2 separate regions of the Homo sapiens genome follow, and region 2 is linked to region 1. The links are chromatin loops, found by intact Hi-C in ENCODE. Cell type or tissue: heart right ventricle. All regions are shown on one strand. Each heading gives the region's core, and the rest is flanking DNA. Links, peaks and the distances in the headings are about the cores only.

Region 1 (10,370 bases), core at 879-8,878:
GTGCAAATATTAATCAAATGTAAGATGGCCAAAAGCTCTAAAGCATTTCACCAAAATAAAATAACATAAAATAAAACTATCTTCCAACCATATAAAAAGATACTCAATTTCATTCATAAAAAGGGAAATGCAAATTTAAACTAAAATGTAGTACTACTGCTCAATTATCAAACTGGCAAAGATAAAAACATTTGACAGTACCTTGTGTTGGCTGTGATGTAAGGAAATGTGTTCTCTCATGCATCACTGGTGAGAATGTAACTTGCACTATCTTCTAGGATCAAGATTTTAAATCACGTGCCCTTTGACCCAGCACCTTTTCTTCTAGGAATTTATCTTACAGTTATATTCACAAATACATGGAATGAGCTCACAATCATTCATTACAACATTGTAAAAAGCGAAAGCTTAGAAACAACCTAAACGTTTGTCTATGGGGGTCTTATTAGCCTCCCGCCACAGTTTGTTTTTTATTTTTCTGTCTTACTACTCACATCCACATTACATGGCACACTTATTCTAGCTCTCGGGGCTCTGAACAGTCCCAGGTTTCCAGGCTTGTAGGATATCAGGAGAGGAGAGAGATGCTGCTAAAGGTAGAACCAGTGACAATGGGCAGCTGTTGGCCTGAAACGAAAAGACAGATAAAGTACAGAAACATCCAAAGAACTTTAAAAAACCACAGTTCTGTAATACCATACACGATTTGAATTTCTGTCCTTTTGTTCCTGTAAAATCTTTGCAAGTGTTTTAAACCTCCTGACATGCACATTCATCTTTATTTAGGCTTCTACTCAAATGGTCCACCCTTCTTTCTTCTCAAACAGCCCATCAGAGGCTCATTCCTGAGCTTTGATCTGTTGCAGTGACCGATCCTGTCAGCTCTTCTCCTGTGGCCATACCGCTACCCCTTCTCTCTCTCAAGGCTCTCTCCTCACGGTGTGACGCTGCTATCCAGGGCCCCTTCCCCTTGGGATGCCCTGTCTCCACTTTGCTGACAGCACTCCTGGTGGCCCCCAGGCTCTGCCCTCCTTTTCTGTCTTCTTCCTGGAGTCCCTCTCTCCTGGTGCTGTAGCCTGCTCCTGTAGCTCCACATGCCATTTGCAATGCACCCGTATCCCCAAATCCAAAGCACCCTCTCTCTGTGAATTTTATCTCTAATTTTAGTTTTCAGTTAAAAACTGTTTTTAACCCAATCTTTAAAGTGCCTTGCAAATGCTCTTCCTCTGCATGAAGCCGTCCTTATTCTCGCAGTTGGGATTGTGGCAGCCCACCTCCCAATCCCTGCCCATGCTTTCTCATGGGTGTAATACTAACCCCCAGGGGGCAAAAATGGGTTCTTGGAAGAAGGAGCAAAAAATTCTGTTCCTTTAATGTACAAGTACAGACTACATATAGTATATCAACAGACATATGGTATATCTGTGATGTCAGAGTCTCCTGGGGGCAGGGCAATTAGGAAAAAAAATTCTTAAAAGGCTCCTTATGAAGGGGTGATCATGAAAGGAAGGTTGAGAAACACTACTCTTGACATTTGCACCAAGATGTCAAGGACACACACCAAGCCCATCTTGTTCAAAACCTAATGAGCTCCCCTCCCTCATCTCACTCCTGATTCCCCAACCCACACCGCCCATACCCTTGTCACAGCTAATGTCATGGTCAGTCAGCCAGTGCCCATGCCAGGGTCCTTAGTGATAGTTGGCGCACTTTCTGTCCTCACATCCCATATCTAATCACGCTGTATCAGTCCGTTTTCATGCTGCTGATAAAGACATACCCGAGACTGAGTAATTTATAAAGAAAAATAGGTTTAATGAACTTACACACAGTTCCACGTGGCTAGGGAGACCTCACAATCATGACGGAAGGTGAAAGGCACATCTTACGTGGTGGCCAACAAAGGGACAATGAGAGCCAAGTGAAAGGTGTTTCCCTTTATAAAACCATCAGGTCTCGTGAGACTTATTCACTACCACAAGAACAGTATGGGGGGAACTGCCCCCATGATTCCATTGTCTCCCACTGGGTTCCTCCCACAACACATGGGAATTACGGGAGCTACAATTCAAGATGAGATTTGGGTGGGGACACAGCCAAACCATAACACATACCAAGCCCTCCAGGTTGTACTGCCACTTTCTCTCTTGCACCTGTCCCTCATGCCATGCCAGCCACCTGCCTGAGTTTAGGGCCAGGTCACCTCTTGCCTGGATCACTGCAATGACCTTCCAAATCGTTTTCACCCCCTCCCCACTCTAATCTATCTGTCATTCTGCCACTAGAGAGAACTTTCTAGAGCACAAACTCATGATTTAATGTTCATGTATTTGAAGTTTGATTTCAGTTTGCTTCAAATAGAAAGTCTCTAGAATAAAAGACAAGTCCACCAGCATTTTTCCAGATCCCTTTCCTGTATTCCTCTACAGTCATGCTGTATTCTACCACAGTTGACTGCTGTGCCTTCCCTGGAATTCATTCTATATGTTCATATCTTTCTGCCTTTTTTTGTATCAAATCTCCTCAGAATTCCTTTTTCCACTCTTTTCACCTGAACTATTCTTACCTCAAGGCCTGCTTAAATGTTCCATCTTCTGTTGAGTCTTGCCTCATGTGATTCCGGGCAGAAACACTTGCTGCTTTCTTTCTGCTTCTGCAGTGCAACACACGTGTTTATATAACAGGGAATGGACCACATTGCTTTTCAGTTGTCCTCCTTCTATGTAAATTTGAAGAAGGATACTTATCAAATTGACACAGGTTTTGAGAAAAATACTCTTACGTGCAAAGTGTTGTGCTGGACATTGGAACAGTAGAAGTGAATAAAGAAGGCTTGCCTTCATGAAGTTTAAAATCTGGTGGGAAAGACATGTATTCAGCAAGTCATTTTAACAAATAATCATTTAAATACTGCTGTGAGAACTGCCACAGTGGAAAGATATAGGATGCTATGAAAGAAAAAACAGAGAAATCCACCTTCCCCCAAAGGGGTCGACACAGCTTTTCTGGAGAAAAGGTCTTTAAACTAAGACCAGAATGAGTTAGCTGGGTGAAGAATATATTCCAGGGTGAATATATTTTGGGCAGAGGTAATAGCCCTTGAGGATACCTTGTGATAAGAAAGAGCCTGAGATCATTGAAGACCAGAAATAACAAAACAAACAAACCAATATACAAACAAAAAGTGGGTGTACAGGTAATAAGAGAGAGGTGTGGCATGACACCACCGAATGGATTTATGACGAAAGGAGTCACTTGCTGAATCTGAAAGGGAAACTTCATCTTCTCTGCCTCCTGGCACCACACAGATAGGCCACTGACCTGGGTCCACATGGCAATGTTTTTGTCCTTTTTGTCATATTGCCTGAAATATAGACTCAGAAATATTTTTTTCTATGACCAAAAAATTGCTAAAAATTCTGATAGAAATGGATGATTCAGGCCCAACACCTTCTAGAAGTACTCCAATTTCGGTATGTGCTGTTTTGAGAGCCCACGTCTTACACAAGTGTCTAACAGCCATGTGAGGTGTGATTTTTCAGGATATCACCTTGATGCATGGTAACATGGCCCCATAATGAATAAGAGCATTTTACTGTACCTGAAACTCTGGGGTCAAGTCATATGGCTACGAATGTGGAGCAAAGCAATATGGAAACAATATGTTCAACTTTATGACTAGTAACTCATTGGCTCATGGACAGCTTTGTCCCAGCTTCTCTGGGGGTAGTTTTCCTGCTGCATGGCACACATTTGAGGAGCACTGGAAGTCCCACAGTTTTTCCCACACTACAGTATTCTGAGTATTGCAAGTAGAGATGGAACGGAGAGTGGGTTTGTCAAAATAAGCCAGCCCCACATTGAAAAAGTCACGTGTGCTTGGTGCTATCCACAAACATGAGTCACCCAGGGAGGTATGTAGATGCTTGTGACAAGAGAGGAGAGGCCTAAAAATAACAGTTCCACTGAAGGGTGGAGCTACAGGCTGCTGGTGTGTCATGTTTGGCTGCTGCTTCTGAAAATTCCTTCAGTTAAAGTAGCAAGTGGGATGACAGCTGCAGATACCTGGCTTTCAGGAGAGAAGTGTAGCAGGTATCCATTGAGGGGGGATTTCAGGGTCATGAACTCCTCCTTATTACTTATTTCCTGAAGCTGATGTGTGAAAATCCATACAAGAATCCCACATCTTTAGTTAAAGACTTTGATCCCCAATAAATCAGAACGACAGCACATTCGGCTGTTCTCAGTGACACATTTGAAGGTTGCTGGAGATACAAGGATGCTCAGAGTGTCTTCTTTTACTTTCTTTTAACTTTCTCCTGCTGTTCCATATACTACATGAGGGCAAGGACCTTGTTTGTCCTGTTTTCAGTTCCATCCTCGGTGTCTTGCACAGAGCAGGAGCTAAATAAATATTTGCTTAAGGAAAAATGGAAGGAATGTGTCTAGCCCAGCCCTCTTAGTTTGCAGGCAAGAATACTGAGCAGGGAGAAGAAACTTGCTCAGGATCATGCAACCTATCAGCAGGGGTAGGAGGGAAGCCAGCCTCTGACTCTCCACCCAGTGCTCTCACCTTTCCAACAAGCTAGCAATGACTCAGTGTGGCTAGAAGTGTCTTGTTGAGGGCAAAGACCAAACACGAGGTCTCTGGCTACTAGGCTGAGGTGGACAGTATGGGGCAGCAGTTCTGAGGGGGGCCAAAAGATAGTGAACTTCACTGGGAGGAGGTGACAAAGACAAGGCTTGCCACTGGAGGCTGCCCAGCAAAGTTTCAAGGGCACAGTGGTGCTCCTTTCTGAGCCTGTTGTGTTTGCCTAAATTTGTTTTTAATAAAACCTAGGAGAAAAGCACAAGTTCCTGGAGCAGCAGGGGCTGATGGCTTGTGGTCTGCTCAGGACCACAGACTTCACCTTATGCAGACAGCTCTATGGTCATTAATACTGAAGGCATGTGTGCTTTTTTTGTGTTTTGTGTTTTTCTTTTAATAATCAGACAATAGTTTACATCTGTGCATTGGCGAGGAGTCATGAAGAAGAGCATCCAAACAAAGATGAGAGAAGCCAGACTGGCAAGTGGGCTGGCTGGAAAAGAGAAGAGAAGCCAGACACAGTACTTTGTCTTTAGTCTCCATGGATAAAAATGCTTAAAGTTCACCGTGGGGAGAAGGGAGGGGAGGGAAAGGTCTTGAAGGATTCCCAGTGGATACAAACAATGGTCATTTTTGAAGCCAGTTTGCATTTAGTCTCACACTCTCTTGTCTTAAAACACTTCTGAAGCACAAGGCTTCTGAGAGAGTAGGGCAGTTGCAGGAGCAGCAGGAGGGGGCTGGGGTGGGACTGGGGTGTAGGGAGAGGCCTGAAGGACCCTCCTGGCCCCACATTCCTCAAGGCACCTAACAAGGAAGCAGAACCCTACCTGGTTAGAGGTCCATGTTCCAGAATCGATGGGTTCTACTGCTGTGCCCAGTCAACAGGATACCTAAGCTTTGACTTTGGGTCACTAAAGATTGTTTCTAGACAAAAGCCCTAGCTCACAAGTCTGGGGGCAGCTTGGGACTTTGTTTAGGCCAGGTTTACCAGCTTGGTGTGAGAATAGCATCAGATATTGGTTACAGTGGTGGGATACATTCCAAGACTCCCAGTGGATGCCTGAAACCTCGAGTAGTACTGACCCTACATATACATGCTTTTTCCATGTGAGAACTGAGATGACTACTACGTGACTAAGGGTGGGGAGTTTCTACAGTGTGGATATGCTAGACAAAGGCATGATTCACGACCTGGGCAGGATGACGAGAGATTTCATCATGCTGCTCAGAATGGCACGCAATTTAAAATTTATGGATTGTTTATTTCTGGAATTTTTCATTTAATATTTTTGGACCATGGATGACTGAAGATAACTGAAACCTTGGAAAGTGAAATTGCAGATAAGGGAGATTACTGTACAGGTTTACGTTGACTCAGTCTTCCTACTATGGCTTGAATGTTCGTGTCCCTTCCAAAATTCACAAAATAACATTGAAACGTTATCCCCAAGGCAACAGCATTAAGAGGTGGGGCTTTTAGGAGGTGATTAGGCCATGAGGGCTCTGCCCTTATACATGGGATTAGTGCCTTATAAAAGGGCTGGGGAAAACCAGCTAGGTCCCTTTTGCCCTTCCATCTCTTTCACAAGTTGAACCAACAAGGTGCCATCTTGGAAGCAGAAAGCAGCCCTCACTAGACACAGAATCTGCCAGCACCTCAATCTTGGACTTCCCAGCCTCCAGAACTGTGAAAAACAAATTTCTGTTGTTTATAAATTAGTCTGTGGTATTTTGTTATAGCAGCATGAACAGACTAAGACACTACCCCGGTCTGTGTATTTGGGCATAGAATTAACAATTATTTGATTCTCTCTCCTTGCCACACAGCTGCTGCCAGGGGATGGGGGCAGGGTGGTGTCGGCGATTCAACACTGTCTTTCCTTCTCTCTTCGGTGCCTCTTTCCTTGCTATGGTGTTAAACACAGGTACTGTGATCACTCACCTGACTTTCGGTTCTTATGGCGGTGCTTTCTTGGTGGATGGTGGTTCAATTTGGTGTTCCTTTGGCAAGGTTTGGGTGGGAACCAGTAGCTTTGATCAAGCTACTGCATGGAAAATCCCACAGGGATCAACTTACTTCATGTTATAGCCAGAGCAGGTTCTAGAATCTAGTGCTCAAGCAGCTTGTAGGATTTCAATTTAGAGATTAGGGAAGCTCCATCAGCTGAAGTAGGGTGAGGCTGGTTAAGGAATAGAAATAAAATGGAAGTAGTTCAGATCATTTCTCATTTAAAAAATTTTTTTATTAAAACAAATAACAATCTTCTGATTGATTGTCAAGGACGTGACGGAGTCTGAGAGGCTATATATTTTGAATTCGGGTTGTAAAGCACAGACATCCAAACCAACAGAACTCCCACACACACTTCAGGAATGCAGAGGGTTTTTGTTTGTTTTGGTTTGTTTTTTTTTTTTTTTAAGTTTTAGTAAGAACATTTTCTAAACATATACTGAATAAGGTTGTACTTGATAGTCCTGGTAATGGTAATAATGATAACTGAGAAAAAAGTGGAGAAGTAAAGGAAGCAGAAAAAATTAAGGCAATCCTGACAGCAATTCAGATAGGTAATCTACATAAATTAGTCAGTTTCCTTATCAGAGATTTACATGTTAAAACCACTTGATATAACCCAGCAGGAAATTGAACAAGTGATTCTATGTCCAGACTTGGAAACAAAAATAACCACTCAGGGTCTGCACACATTAGTTTGCTCAAACTTGCGCTGATAAGTCTTTTTGGCTAGAGCTATAGTATGCAGTTTTTAAGAGGGGAGAGTTTGGTTGGAGGATGATTGACACGGAAACAACTGCAAATCCATAATACAGGAAAGATATAAGCTTCAGCGAGTACCTGGATGTCACTGAGATGATGCAGATGCAGAGGGTGACATGCTGCACGGGACTTAGCATTGTTCGTGGTGAATCAAAAAGAAAACCCACCCCATCAGCTCTGTAAAACACATCCAATATCTTAGGCAGACTGACATCTTACATCTGATGCACTCACACAAAGATATTTCACATTCTCATTTTAAATTTGTACCCATTCCAGGGTTTCTTAGTGTTTCCCAGAGAATAAGAATGATTTTGAAATTTGTGACTTGTCACTTTGGGGACAGACACTGCCTGTCAAGCTCTTCAGGCCAAGACCCCAAGGTTCCCCCAGCAGCCCTCAGACGCCCGTCCAAACAGTCTCTCTCTGGTCTCCAAGAGTTCCCGTGCATACCACATGCATATTCTATTTATATGTTTCTTTGTCCTGAACAAGATTTGGCCCCATTGTGTGGGAGCAACACCAGAAAAGAAAAACAAAATCCATCCACCGAGAGAAAATGGAGATTGTGAGAGCTTGGAGAAATTTACATACTTTGCTCATTCCATTTTCCTGTGATGTCAGAGTCAAAGAATATGCCTTTTTTAAAAAAATCACACACACACACACACACACACACACATTTCAAAATGCTGGGACTCACAGCTCTGTCAAGTGTATTGTCATTAAAAGGAGAAATGTAAACACTCTTTTGCCTTTCCCTCCACCCCCTTCTATTCCCCCCATCAGCCCCTAAAAAAAACTAACAAATTAGCCCAGACTCCACTGGACAGAATTAAGGGCCCGTCTGCAAAAGGCCGTGGGGTATTAATGGAGATGGGGCTGAGGCTGGGGCAGGGACGATGTGGAAGTGGGAGGCCGGAATGTGATACTTGAATCTGGGTGACTGGTTCTTTATGGAGGCACAGAAAAGGGCCGGCTGACACTTTACAGATTGAGTGTAATGTTCAGGGAATTTGGCATTTCTGCCACGGGCTCTGGCTGCCCTGGTAACTGCTTTCCTTCTCCCTGCTGGTAAAAGTGCAGGAGAAAAGGGTTAAATAAATGTTTGTGATATGATAAGGTGCTTGTTTATTCAAGGAATGACAGATTATTGGCTCCAAAGGCAGCCCTGAAAAATAGTACAAAGGAACTGGCTCTCCCTTCGCGGATGATGTGATTTCCTCCTGAGATTCTGCTCTTTCCTAGGAACAATTTGCCCTGGGAATTAAGAAAGATGATTTCCCTGCCATCAGATATGAACATGGAGTTGGCGCTGAGGGCTGGAGCCCCAGAAGCTGGCTGGGAACTGGGATGGGCTTGTTTTGGGGAATGACTTTCCTGCAGGGATTTTTCTCTCACTGCCCTCAGGCTGGCCCAGCACAGAGCTCAGCTTCCAGCATCCACGTGCCCTGCTTACTACCCAGAAAGGCTGCAGGGCATCAGCGTGTTGCTACTTCTGAGAGCCTGGGAAAAGAAGTTACGTACTCAGGAGGGGGACTTCTTCCTCAGGAAATCCTGGTGCCAGGTCTGCCTCTAGCCCCAGACTGCTGTGTTCATCCCCTGACCATTCCCACATGGCATGGACACATGTGCCCAGGATGGCATGCATATCTGTCCATTTCCACACCAACACAAGCTGCACTACATGAGCTTTCTCCTGTTGTCCTCTAGTGATTTCATAGCTAGTCCTGCAGGAGAATTCAGTTCCAGATCCCCAAACAATGAGGCATTCACCTAAAGTTGGTGCACTTTTCCTCGGGGAGCAAACATCAGTGGCTGCCAACCCTGAAAATCACAGAGATCTGTACGAGGGGGCCTGTACAAGTGAGCCTAGAAGGGCTGTGACACCTTGCTGTGCACTGTGAGCTGTTCCGTTCATGCCCAGCTTCTGGATGCTGCTCTGAGGTGGCTTCCGCCTGCAGAGCAAGGGTTCTGAGCCCAGCATGCTTCAGCCACAACTCTTCCTTTCCCCTCTCCTGGCCCTGCTTCTGGCATGCCATAGAGAGGTCATTCACATACTTGCTGACTAGAAGGGTTCATACAAGATGTTTGGCATAGTTCTCATTTGAAAAGAACACATTGCCAAAATCAAACACCAAGGGAAAAATAAGTTGTTGTTTAACGGCTGTTTTTCTGGCATCCTAGGAACTACTGTATGATTTTTATAATGGCCCAGTCACTTTATCAGCTGATGTGCTGCTTATTTGTAAGTCATAAGGCATCAGCCTGGGGAACCCAGTGCCCTTCAGACACAGTGACTCAGGTTTGAGCCGACGGCAGGGACGTTATCGAAGGTCCACGGTTGGGCTATTTTTATGATTGCATTCAGTACTAATAGGGCTTTTGGAGTGTACACAGCCATGTGCTCATTGTTGAACTATACAAGATAAGATCCTTGTCCCAAGGAGCTTACTGCCTGACTTTTGCAAAAACCAGATGGCAGAAAATGGTTTCCCTCTGCCCATCAGCAATGATTGAGGGGGTGGAGATGAGAAGCGGTGCAGTCAATTCATAACTCTCCTGGGGTGGGACCTTTGCTTTGGCATTTATCCCATGTGATGTTTTAATCATGGACTATCCTTCCCCATCATCTGCTATTCCATAAGCTGCATCTCCAGGGAGCTCTGAGAATTCAAGCTTATTTGAATATCAACTTAATTAAAGCATCATTAGATCATAAAGCACCATACATAGACACACACATTATGCACATAAACATTTGCAAAAATATCATGGATTTTGAAACTAGCCATAAATGACTTTTGGACTGCCAGTGGGGACATGAGGAAGGAAATGAAAATTGTACCTACTGTGGTGGGTCATATCCGAATCATATGCTGTGATGCTGGATTATGAAGTGCCAGCCGCGATGCCCCAGCAGATCAATTGGGTCTCTGGGACAGTTTCTGCCTGGGTCTGCCTCAGCTGGGAAATGTCCAGCAGAGCACTGTGAATAGGCCCCCACAA
Region 2 (10,370 bases), core at 901-8,900, 79 kb before region 1:
CATCTGCTGTTCTTTCCAGTGAGTAGCTTAGGGGTGGGCACATGGCTCTTTTGAGAGATAATGAGAGGTCTGCTGGGGCTTCTGAGAAAAGCTTCCCTGATCCTAGACAAGAGACCCGAAGAAAAAGTCCTTGAGGCCTCTGGACATTGCATTTGTTGGATGTGGTGCCTGGAGCTTTGTAGCCATCCTGAAACTGAGAAAAAGATACACATGAGGACAAATATGACCCATGAGGGTGGCGGAGCAAGGGTGATGGAAAGAACCTGGCCCTTGATGACATTATTGAGACTTGGAATCAAGCAACCCTGAATCTTCTATCTCTGGACTTCCTGATATGTGCAATAATAAAAGTCCTTATTTTAAAATCAATTTCAGTGAGGGTTTTATGTTACTTGAAACTGAAAACATTCTAAGTGATACATCAACTTGACTTCTGTAATGTTATTTTAATTGTAGAACATGTCTAGACTGTAATATATTTAATGAATCTCCTGTGACTTAACATTTAGGTAGTTTTCTATTTTTAGCCACTGTAATATGAAGAGGGTCCCTTTCTGAAAATAATGCCAAATAAAAGTTGTAAGCACATTTTGGCTTCCTAAGGACAGGAGGCCTGTCTCCCTCTGAACCAGATCTTCATTCATATTTGTTGAGTCCCTTCCATGCTAAAGGCTCAGGATAGAACGGTAACTTAAAACTAACAAGGGACCAGGTGCAGTGGCTCACGCCTATAATCTCAGCACTTTGGGAGGCTGAGATGGGCAGATAGAGAGTCCTGGCACTTGAGGCCAGGAGTTTGAGATCAGCCTGGCCAACATGGTGAAACCCCATCTCTACTAAAAATACAAAAAATTAGCTGGGCATGGTGGCTTACGCCTATAATCCCAGCTTTTAGGGAGGCTGAGGCAGAAGAATCACTTGAACCTGGGAGGTAGAGGTTGCAGTGAGCCGAGATTGTGCCATTGCACTCCAGCTTGGGCAATAGAGCAAGCTCCGTCCAAAAAAAAAAAAGAAAAGAAAAACTGACATTTTCCTGGTTCTCATGTAGCTCCTAAGAGCTTGTGTTCTTTAGATTTGGCAAAGCCAACACATGGTCCTTTAGTTATATAAATGTGAAGCTAATTTCCACCCACAGGTTCTTGGAAAAATAAATGGAACAGCAGATATATTGAATTGAGAGATTAAGTGCTTTGATTAATATATATTTATATATATATGTATTTTAGCATACAGAGTTATGGCTCTAGACTTTGTAACTTCTTACAGAAATGCACAATTTTCCATGTATGAATTTGAATGACCTATCCCTTTAAATTATTATTTATTCAAGGGTATGTGTTTTTTTTGCATATCATTTAGGAAAAGTTGGGGATAAGACTGATAGAAGTAGTACATTTTGCCTGAGCATATGGATATATAGAAAGAATACTATTAAAATAGCATTTTTGAAAATATGATTTTTGAAAGGACTGGTTTTTGTTTGTTTGTTTTTTGTTTTTTTTTAAAGGTAGCTCTGCAAGAAGAAATTGTTTGTGCAGTAGTAGCAGCGGTGGCGGTAGGGGCATAGCATAGCTCATGAAGCAGGAAGCCTGGGGATGCTGTACAGTACTGCTTCTTGTTAGCTGTGTGATGTTGGACAACTCTCTACACTACTGAGTCCTAATATCTTCATTAACCAAAGGTAGAGATAAAATGAAATCATTTACCTCATTGGGTTACTTTGAAAAATTGCACCCTAATGTATGCAAAAGAGTATAATTGGCTGGGTGCAGTGGCTCACGCCTGTAATCCCAGCACTTTGGGAGGCCAAGGCGGGTGGATCGCCTGAGATCAGGAGTTCGAGACCAGCCTGGCCAATATGGTGAAATCCCGTCTCTACTAAAAAAACAAAAAAATTAGCTGGGCATGGTGGCAGGCAACTGTAATCCCAGCACTTGGGAAGCTGAGGGAGGAGCATCGCTTGAACTTGGGAGGTAGAGGTTGCAGTGAGCCAAGATTGCGCCACTGCACTCCAGCCTGGGCAACAAGAGCAAAACTCCATCTCTAAATAAATAAACAAATGAATTTTTTAAAAAGAGTATAATTAACTGGGAACATATCAACTTTAGTTTTTGTTTGTTTTTTAGATGAGTCAAGGGAAAAATACTTCGAAAATTGAGTTCTCAGGCCAGGCTTGGTGGCTCACGCCTGTAATCCTAGCACTTTGAGAGGCCAAGGCGGGTGGATCACCTGAGGTCAGGAGTTTGAGACCAGCCTGGCCAACAAGGAAAAACCCCATCTCCACTAAAATACAAAAAAAAAAAAAAAAAATTAGCTGGGCATGGTGGTGGGTGCCTGTAATCCCAGCTACTCAGGAGGCTGAGGCAGGAGAATCGCTTGAACCTGGGAGCCAGAGGTTGCAGTGAGCAGAGATCACATCACTGCACTTCAGCCTGGGCAACAGAGCAAGACTCCATCTCAAAAAAAAAAAAAGAAAAAGAAAAAAAGAAAAAGAAAATTGAGTTCTCAGATATTTACTGTAAAAAATAACATGCTTTTATGTATTACACAATAATACATGATTATTGTTGGAAAATGAAGACAGCAAACCCACCCTCCCCCAGTGTCAACGTGTCTGCTCAGAGTGTCTCCCTGACATTTTCTCACCCTTTGCCTCAAGTCAATGGGAGGAAGTGACACCATACATTCTTTCTTTACACGGAGTAAAATCTATCAGCATTATCCTCTAATGCTGATTAATTCTTAGTCATTCTTAGGAAATCCTTCTGTGCTCGGGTTTCATAAATCATCACCCGTATTTTACTTTAGCAACTTGAAGATTTATTTTACAAACATTTAAATTATTGGTCCATCTGGAATTAATTTTGATATAGATGGGAAAGATGTGTCATTATATTATAAAATGGATATCTTTGCAAATGGTACTTACCGCTATTTATTGAATAACCCAGACTTTCATTACTAATTTGAGTTGGAAACTTTTCCATATACTAAACTACTGCATGTATTTGTGAATGTTTTTGGGCATGCTATATATTGTGCACTGAATTTTCTATCCATTGCTCAATTGATACCACGTTTTAATTAACATTGTAGGAGGTTTTAATGTCTAATAAGGGACTCTCAACTTTTCTTTCCAAAGATCATTTGGCTTTCTAGCTTGTTTATTGTTTCTGAAGATATTTTTAATCCTTTTATTTTCATGTTGCAGATACCCATGAAGATGCAGAAAAATCTTCACACTCTCAGCAATTTAACAATCTAAGGTAACAGGCACTATAATTCCAGAAGCAGGAAGTAAGATGTCTAAATTCTAAGAAAATCAGAGCTGCGTTTAGAAAAACTCCTAAGGATTCTACTTGAAGAGTTTCCTGGCTTTGCTGCCTCTGATTATACCCTCAATACACATTGCAATACTCTATTTTTGCAATTAGTTTTTATTTTGTTTTGTTTTGTTTTTAGAGACAGGATCTTACTCTGACTTCCAGGCTAGAGTGTAGTGGCATGATCATAGTTGACTGCAGCCTCAAACTCCCAGGCTCAAACAATCCTCCCACCTCAGCCTCCCGAGCAGCTGGGACTACAGATGCACACCACAACACTCGGCTAATGTTTTTTTCTTTTTGGTAGAGACAGGATCTCACTATGTTGTCCAAGTCACTCTCAGACTTCTGGCTTCGAGTGATACTCCCTCCTTAGCCTCCCAAAGTGCTAAGATTACAGACATGAGCACCTGGCACTGCGTTTTGTTGTTGTTGTTGTTTTGTTTTGTTTTGTTTTTCTGAGATGGAGTCTCGCCCTGTCGCCCAGGCTGGAGTGCAGTGGCGCAAACTCGGCTCACTGCAAGCTCTGCCTCCCGGGTTTACGCCATTCTCCTGTCTCAGCCTCCCGAGTAGCTGGGACTACAGGCGCCCGCCACCATGCCCGGATAATTTTTTGTATTTTTTAGTAGAGACGAAGTTTCACCGTGTTAGTCAGGATGGTCTCGATCTCCTGACCTCGTGATCCACCCATCTCGGCCTCCCAAAGTGCTGGGATTACAGGCGTGAGCCACCGCGCCTGGCTGGCACTGCATTTTATCTTTTAAAATAGGCGGTTCCCCATCAGAATATGAACTCATTTAAGGGCAAGGACTATATCTTAAATATCTTTTGTACCTTTGCACGGTGACCAAGACATAGTAAATGCTCAAAAAACATTTAATGAATGAATGAATTAATTAATAAACTCTTGTGTGATGGAATTCTCTGGCTGTGTCTTTCCTGTGTCTCTGCTGGAGTAACAGGTGCTGGGATATGGCAGCTTGCCCAGCCACCTCGTTGCTCCTCCGTGTTGCCTCGTGAGTTTCATATTTATACAACCTTGTGCTTTCCAGGCTCTACAGACCCTTGCTAATGGATTCTTCAATGGCTTCATCCTTCCAATTTCTTCCTCTTGACATTTTTGCATGTTGGGATTATGTATATCCCTGAAATAGTGTGTCTCTTGGCCAACGGTGAGCACTCCATGATCTCTATCCTTCCCCTGATTCTAAATTCCCCCAAGGGCCTGGTAGGTAGGGAGGTGATGAGCAGATGAAGCTGAGCCCAGTTGGTTCTATCCTGGGCCTCCTAAGATCCAGTTTCTTTTCTTCTAGTTCAAGAAAAGCCTCCCTTCCCCCTTCCTTGGCACATAATGGGCACTTGGCAAATGTTGGTTTCTTTCAACTTGACACCTTCTATTCTGCTTCCCTCTCTGGATGGCAGGGTATAAATAGCAAGGCCTCACATCATCTGTTAACCATTTTCAAAAAAAAGCTCGGGGCTACCATGAGGACATGATGAATTAAAAGAAAAAAAAATGGTTCCAAACTACATTGGTGCCCAGGCCAGGTGGGTATTGACCAACTAAAATGACTTCATCTAGGCCAGTGCACTTGACTTTATTTTTCTTAAAGAGTAGAGAAGTGAGACCTTTATTATGACTTTGAAATCTGCATACTTGGGTGCAAATCAGGAAGTATGTGCAAAATGCCCATGGGGAAGGAGCCCAGGAATAATACATTATTCTTTTGAAGTTGTTCACCCTGGGTTTACTTTAAATGCCATTGGCAGCTTTCCTCTTAATGCTTTCTGGGTCCACTACATATGAAAAATGGAAAACCAAAGGTTTTCGCTTGAACCACAGGATTAACTGGTCAAACTGGTCATGGAAGGCCATCTGATTACAGACAGCCACAGTGATACATTCTTTTTTTCAGTGAAAAATTCAACCTTGTGTTCATGCAGACTTGCCATTTGTGGTCCGTTGAAACTCTGGGATTGCTACCCTTTTAAGGAGGGAAAGAAAATCAAACAGTGTGATTGAGCTCTCTCTCGCTCTCTGATGTCCTCTCAGTTTTTCCATAGCAATTTTATTTGACTTAAAGTGCAACTCAAGAGAATTCCTAAAACTTACTAGCATGAAGTCAACCCTGAGGCTGGAGAGAGTTCTATGGGCTTCTTGCGCTTATGCTGATGATGCCATTGTCAGGATGCAGCCTCCTGGGAGATCTCCACTCATTTCCATCCTTCATTCAGGTGCTCCTTCCCTGAAGCTGCCCAAGAATCTCTTGTTCCTCTGAAGAGGCCAGGCTCAGCCCTAGCTTGCTCTTTATCTGCTCAGAGTGAGCAAGGAGATTGGACCACCATTTTGTCCAGTCCAGTTTCCTGCTTTGCTTGTTTTCATGGTTGTTGGCTTTTGTTTGCAAGGAAAACCTTGGATTTCTCAGCCTGTGAACAGGAATATTTTCTCAGGCTTTTTATAGACTGTTTAAGAAAGAGAGGGCAGAGGCACATGCCTTTCCTCTCCAGCCACATAAAACAAAGCTTTAAGTGATTCTTTGGATTGGGGCGGATACAGAGAATTTGGGTGTGGGGGTGGTCAGGAACCTTGCGGGTGACAGTGCTACCTTGATTTTACGTGTTAGACCTTGAACCTCAAATCTTAGAAGAGTCTATCTCATAGTCTGCAGAATGGGCCCATCAGATTGGGTAGGTTACCTGCAAGTCAGCTTGCAGCTTTGCAGGGGAGGAAGAGAAAGGGGGCACCTGTGTTAGTTATGCCAAATTGATGCTGGTCATTAATGGGGTGATGGTTGTAGCCAGATCTCCGCCTCTCTCATACAGGGGCAGAGGATAATTGAACATCATGTGGCAGTCACAGTTGTTTGCCTCCTGTGGCCCTGTAGGTAAGTTAGGAATAAATGTCAAGGAGCAATTGACTTTGCCCTGCTTGGGCCTGATTGTTTTCCCATTCTCCATAGGTGAGAAAAAATGGTGTGATTCAGCAAAAGAAACTATCATCAGAATGAACAGGCAACCTACGGAGTGGGAGAAAATGTTTGCAATGTATCCATCTGACAGAGGTCTAATATCCAGAATCTACAAGGAACTTAAACAAATTTACAAGAAAAAACCAAACAACCCCATTAAAAAGTGGGCAAAGGACATGAACAAACACTTCTCAAAAGAAAACATTCATGCTGCCAACAAAGATTAAATAAAGCTCACCATCACTGATCATTAGAGAAATGCAAATCAAAACCACAATGAGATACCATCTGACACCAGTCACAATGGTGATTATTAAAAGGTCATGAAACAACCAATGCTGGCTCGGTTGCAAAGAAATAGGAACCCTTTTACACTGTTGGTGGGAATATAGATTACTTCAACCATTGTGGAAGATGGTGTGGCAATTCCTCAAAGTTTTAGAACCAGAAATACCATTTGAATACCAGCAATTCAATTACTATGTATATACCCAAAGGAATATAATTCTTTCTAATACAAAGATACATGCATGCATATGTTCATTGCAGCACTATTCACAATAGCAAAGACATGGAATCAACCCAAATGCCCATCAATAATAGTCTGGATAAAGAAAATGTGGTACATATACACCATGGAATACTATGCAGCCATAAAAAGGAACCAGGTCATGTCCTCTGCAGGGATGTGGATAGAGCAGGAAGCCATTATCCTCAGCAAACTAATGCAGGAACAGAAAGCCAAACACCGCATGTTCTCACTTATAAGTGGAAGCTGAATAATGGGAACACACGGACACAGGGAGGGGAACAACACACACTGGGGCCTGTTAGGGGGTGGGGTGGAGGGAGGGAGGGCATTAGGATAAATAACTAATGCATGCTTAGCTTAATACCTAGGTGATGGGTTGATAAGTGCTGCAAATCACCATGACGCACGTTTACCTATGTAACAAACCTGCACATTCTGCACATGTACCCCAGAACTTTAAAAATAAAATGGTGTGCTTGCCCAGTGCCCATTGTGTACCAGGCCTCAGATGTTGCCTTGCTTCAGTCTTAGAAATTATACTTACAACATTGTGATGTGGGAATAATGTCGTTCATGTTTCCTTTCCTTTGTTATTTTTACCATTAAAGGAACTGAGGCTCAGCGAGGTAAAGCGACTTGTTCAAGGTGGGATCATGTCACATGGATAGAAAGCGGTCTATAAATGCTTATTGGTAATGAAATTTAAGTTGAAGGGAAAGAAAAGTAAAAGGTGACTTTGTGCTTTTATTCATTTGGTATTTATTCACTGCCTCTCAGGAACAAAGCATTAAGTTTTCATAGCATCATCTTCAGTTCATCATTCCTTGTAAGAGCTGCTTCGGTGTTCGTTGATAATTTTTCTCTTTCTTCTTTCATCCTCATTTCTTTCTGCCCCAGAGATATAACACTATTCTGTTTGGTATATGTCCTTGGGTATACATATGTCCTTGAAAAATGTACATAACATTATTTTACATAGGCATGAGTACATTTGCATATGTATACATATGTGAATTATATACATAGCATTGTTCTATGCACTTCATTCTATTTCTTGCTTTTTACTCAGTGCTTTTAAGTTCTCCATACATTTATTTATATCCATCTAGTTCATTGCTTCTGATTGTTGTATCCTATTCCATAATATCCATCCACATTCTCCCAGTGATGGACAAGTGGGTTACCTCTATCTCTTTACTACATCAATAATGTGTTGGGATCCTTGAATGTGTGAGCATTTCTCAGGGGAAAATATCTGGTCTCTATACTTTCAGTGGCAAATCAAAGCATGCAAGGAGAGCTGGACAGCTGGAGATGGTGTAATATTTATTTTAAATGCAACTAACAGGAACCGGAGGGCATCCCCCATTAAAGGGACTGCTCTACAAAGAGAACCATTAACATGAATGTAAATCACAGTAGCTTCAAGGACAGTTTAATAACAATCTGACTTTTTATTGGGTGAACAGGAGATGTACCAGCTTTCTCCTTACAGAGTCTTCTGGATCTTTTGCAGAGAGAGATTATATCTGAACTGCTATCGAGATGACTGAGGGCAGAGGGCTGCTCTGGGAGTAATGGCCATAAATCCAATTAGTAATTCACTTTCTCTTTTGCTACAGGCTCCATTTCCCCTGAATGTGGAGAAGATATGCATGTTGGTCATACTCTGGAACCCGGCCAATCCCGAGGGCTCTGTGTCATCATGCCACAAAAACATTCATGACACCTTGCATGGGAAAATACTAGAATGATACACATCACCCTAGCAACAGTAGAAACCTCTGCTGAAGGAAGTGGGAAAGGTGGTGGGTTGATGGCCTGGGGACTCGTCATACTTTATTCTGTATACTTGTGTATTGCTTCAAACAAAAATTTGTTCCTATCTTACTTGTGCAATAAGGAAAAGGAAAACCCTTTAGGGACCTCTAGAGAAGTTTAGCATGGTTAGAGCTCATAAAACTCCCTTTTTATGAAGGAGGAAACAAGGCAGCTGGAGCACCAGCAGGTTGTGTGTTCCTGCTCCCATGGCTGGGTGGGGACCAGAGCTTGTCCCTCTTGATTTCTCCACTTCAGTCCTAGGGATGCTGGGTACAAGCACCAGTGTGACCAGTGGCAAAACTGCAAGGGAGCCAATGAGCCCAGAGGCTGAGCCAACGCAGAAATGTCTTGGATTCCAGACCTGTTCTTGAGAACTTGGAAACTTAAGAAAGCAAATGCTTTAATGATTAATCTTTATGATTCCAAAGTAAAGAATGGAGATGGCTTGGATTAAAAACAAAACCTGTACCAGATTAATTTTGATTTTTAAAAAATCACGTAATTGAGACTAGCCTCGGCAATATGGCAAAACTCTGTCTCTACTAAACATACAAAAAAATAGCTGAGAGTGGTGGCATGTGCCTATAGTCCCAGCTACTCGAGAGGCTGAGGAGGGAGGATCACTTGAACCTAGGAAGTTGAGGCTGCAGTGAACCATGATCATGCCACTGCACTCCAGCTTAAGTGACAGAGCAAGACCTTGTCTCAAAAAAAAAATATTGCATAACTGCTTTACATTTATTTTCTCTGAGATTGAAAAGACACATGTTGAGAACAAGGGGGTTCTTTCTCTTCCTATGTCTATACTTACTACAAAGGTGTTTCTTGTGGGTTGATCATTTAAAAAATATTATTATCATAATTGTGGTATAAATGACAAAACCACACTTGCATGAGCTAGTGAAAAAAAAAAAAAGCACAAAGGATTTGGGTTTGAACCCCAGCCCTGGCATTTACTTGTCACCTTGAGCAAATGACCAAACCTCCCCATGCTTTAGTTTTATTGTGTGTAAAGTGGAAATAATATCACCTAATTCACATGATTACTATGAGGATCAACTGAGATACTCTAAGTAGAGGTGTTAGTACAATGGCTGGCACATAGTAAGCACTCAATAATGATGGCCATTATTATTTTAATAAGGACATATTCACTATTATTATTTTCCCTTGGACTACTCCAGGGATCAGTGAGATATTTTTTAGGTATACTAATAACTTGCTTTGAATTTCTCGAAAGCAGAGTCTGAGACAAGGATTTGTGTGCAGAGTGTTTGTTTGGAAGGTGATCCCGGGAAATGCAGTGAGGAAGTGAACCAGGGAAGAGAGAAAAAAGGCAATAAAAATATATCTCTGTGGGCAAACTGGACACAATCCTAAGACCTTCTGAGGGACTGTATAGAGTATATTTCTATTTCAAAGATCATAGGGGAGGCATGACACTTACATAGTGTCTGGTACAACTACGTAAGTGCAATCTCCAATTAGGTTTTTTTTTTTTTGTTTTTTTTTTGAGACAGTCTCACTCTGTTACCCAGGCTGGAGTGCAGTGGTGTGATCCTGGCTCACTGCAACCTCTGCCTCCCCAGTTCAAGCAATTCTCATGCTTCAGCCTCTCAAGTACCTGGGACTACAGGCATGTGCCACCACGCCTGGTTAGTTTTTGTATTTTTAGTAGAGACAGGGTCTTTCTGTGTTGCCCAGCCTAGTCTCAAACCCCTGGGT

The links. Peaks named below come from ENCODE experiments on the same cell type or tissue, not always from the same donor. Only the 100,000 strongest peaks of a DNase experiment are listed, where the experiment ranks them.
Region 2: a loop joins it to region 1, with 2.5 times the contacts of the local background. A loop is called at or near these places in 12 of 110 quality-filtered maps.

What each region holds. Positions count from the first base shown.
Region 1 is chr18:22,462,297-22,472,666 of GRCh38, forward strand. LOC124904260 (a long non-coding RNA gene) reads right to left here. Exons shown (of 3, transcript XR_007066305.1): 1 at 2,567-10,370; 2 at 495-627. Among named protein-coding and RNA genes, the nearest start is that of CTAGE1, 50 kb to the left of the region's middle. RefSeq lists enhancers at 5,272-6,471, 5,670-5,964, 7,385-10,370 and a silencer at 8,310-8,604. In heart right ventricle, for the core only: no CTCF peak of the experiment used is centred there; a DNase peak (open chromatin) is centred at 3,925; H3K27ac peaks cover 6,213 bases.
Region 2 is chr18:22,383,255-22,393,624 of GRCh38, forward strand. No RefSeq gene overlaps it. Among named protein-coding and RNA genes, the nearest start is that of CTAGE1, 29 kb to the right of the region's middle. In heart right ventricle, for the core only: no CTCF peak of the experiment used is centred there; a DNase peak (open chromatin) is centred at 4,320; H3K27ac peaks cover 802 bases.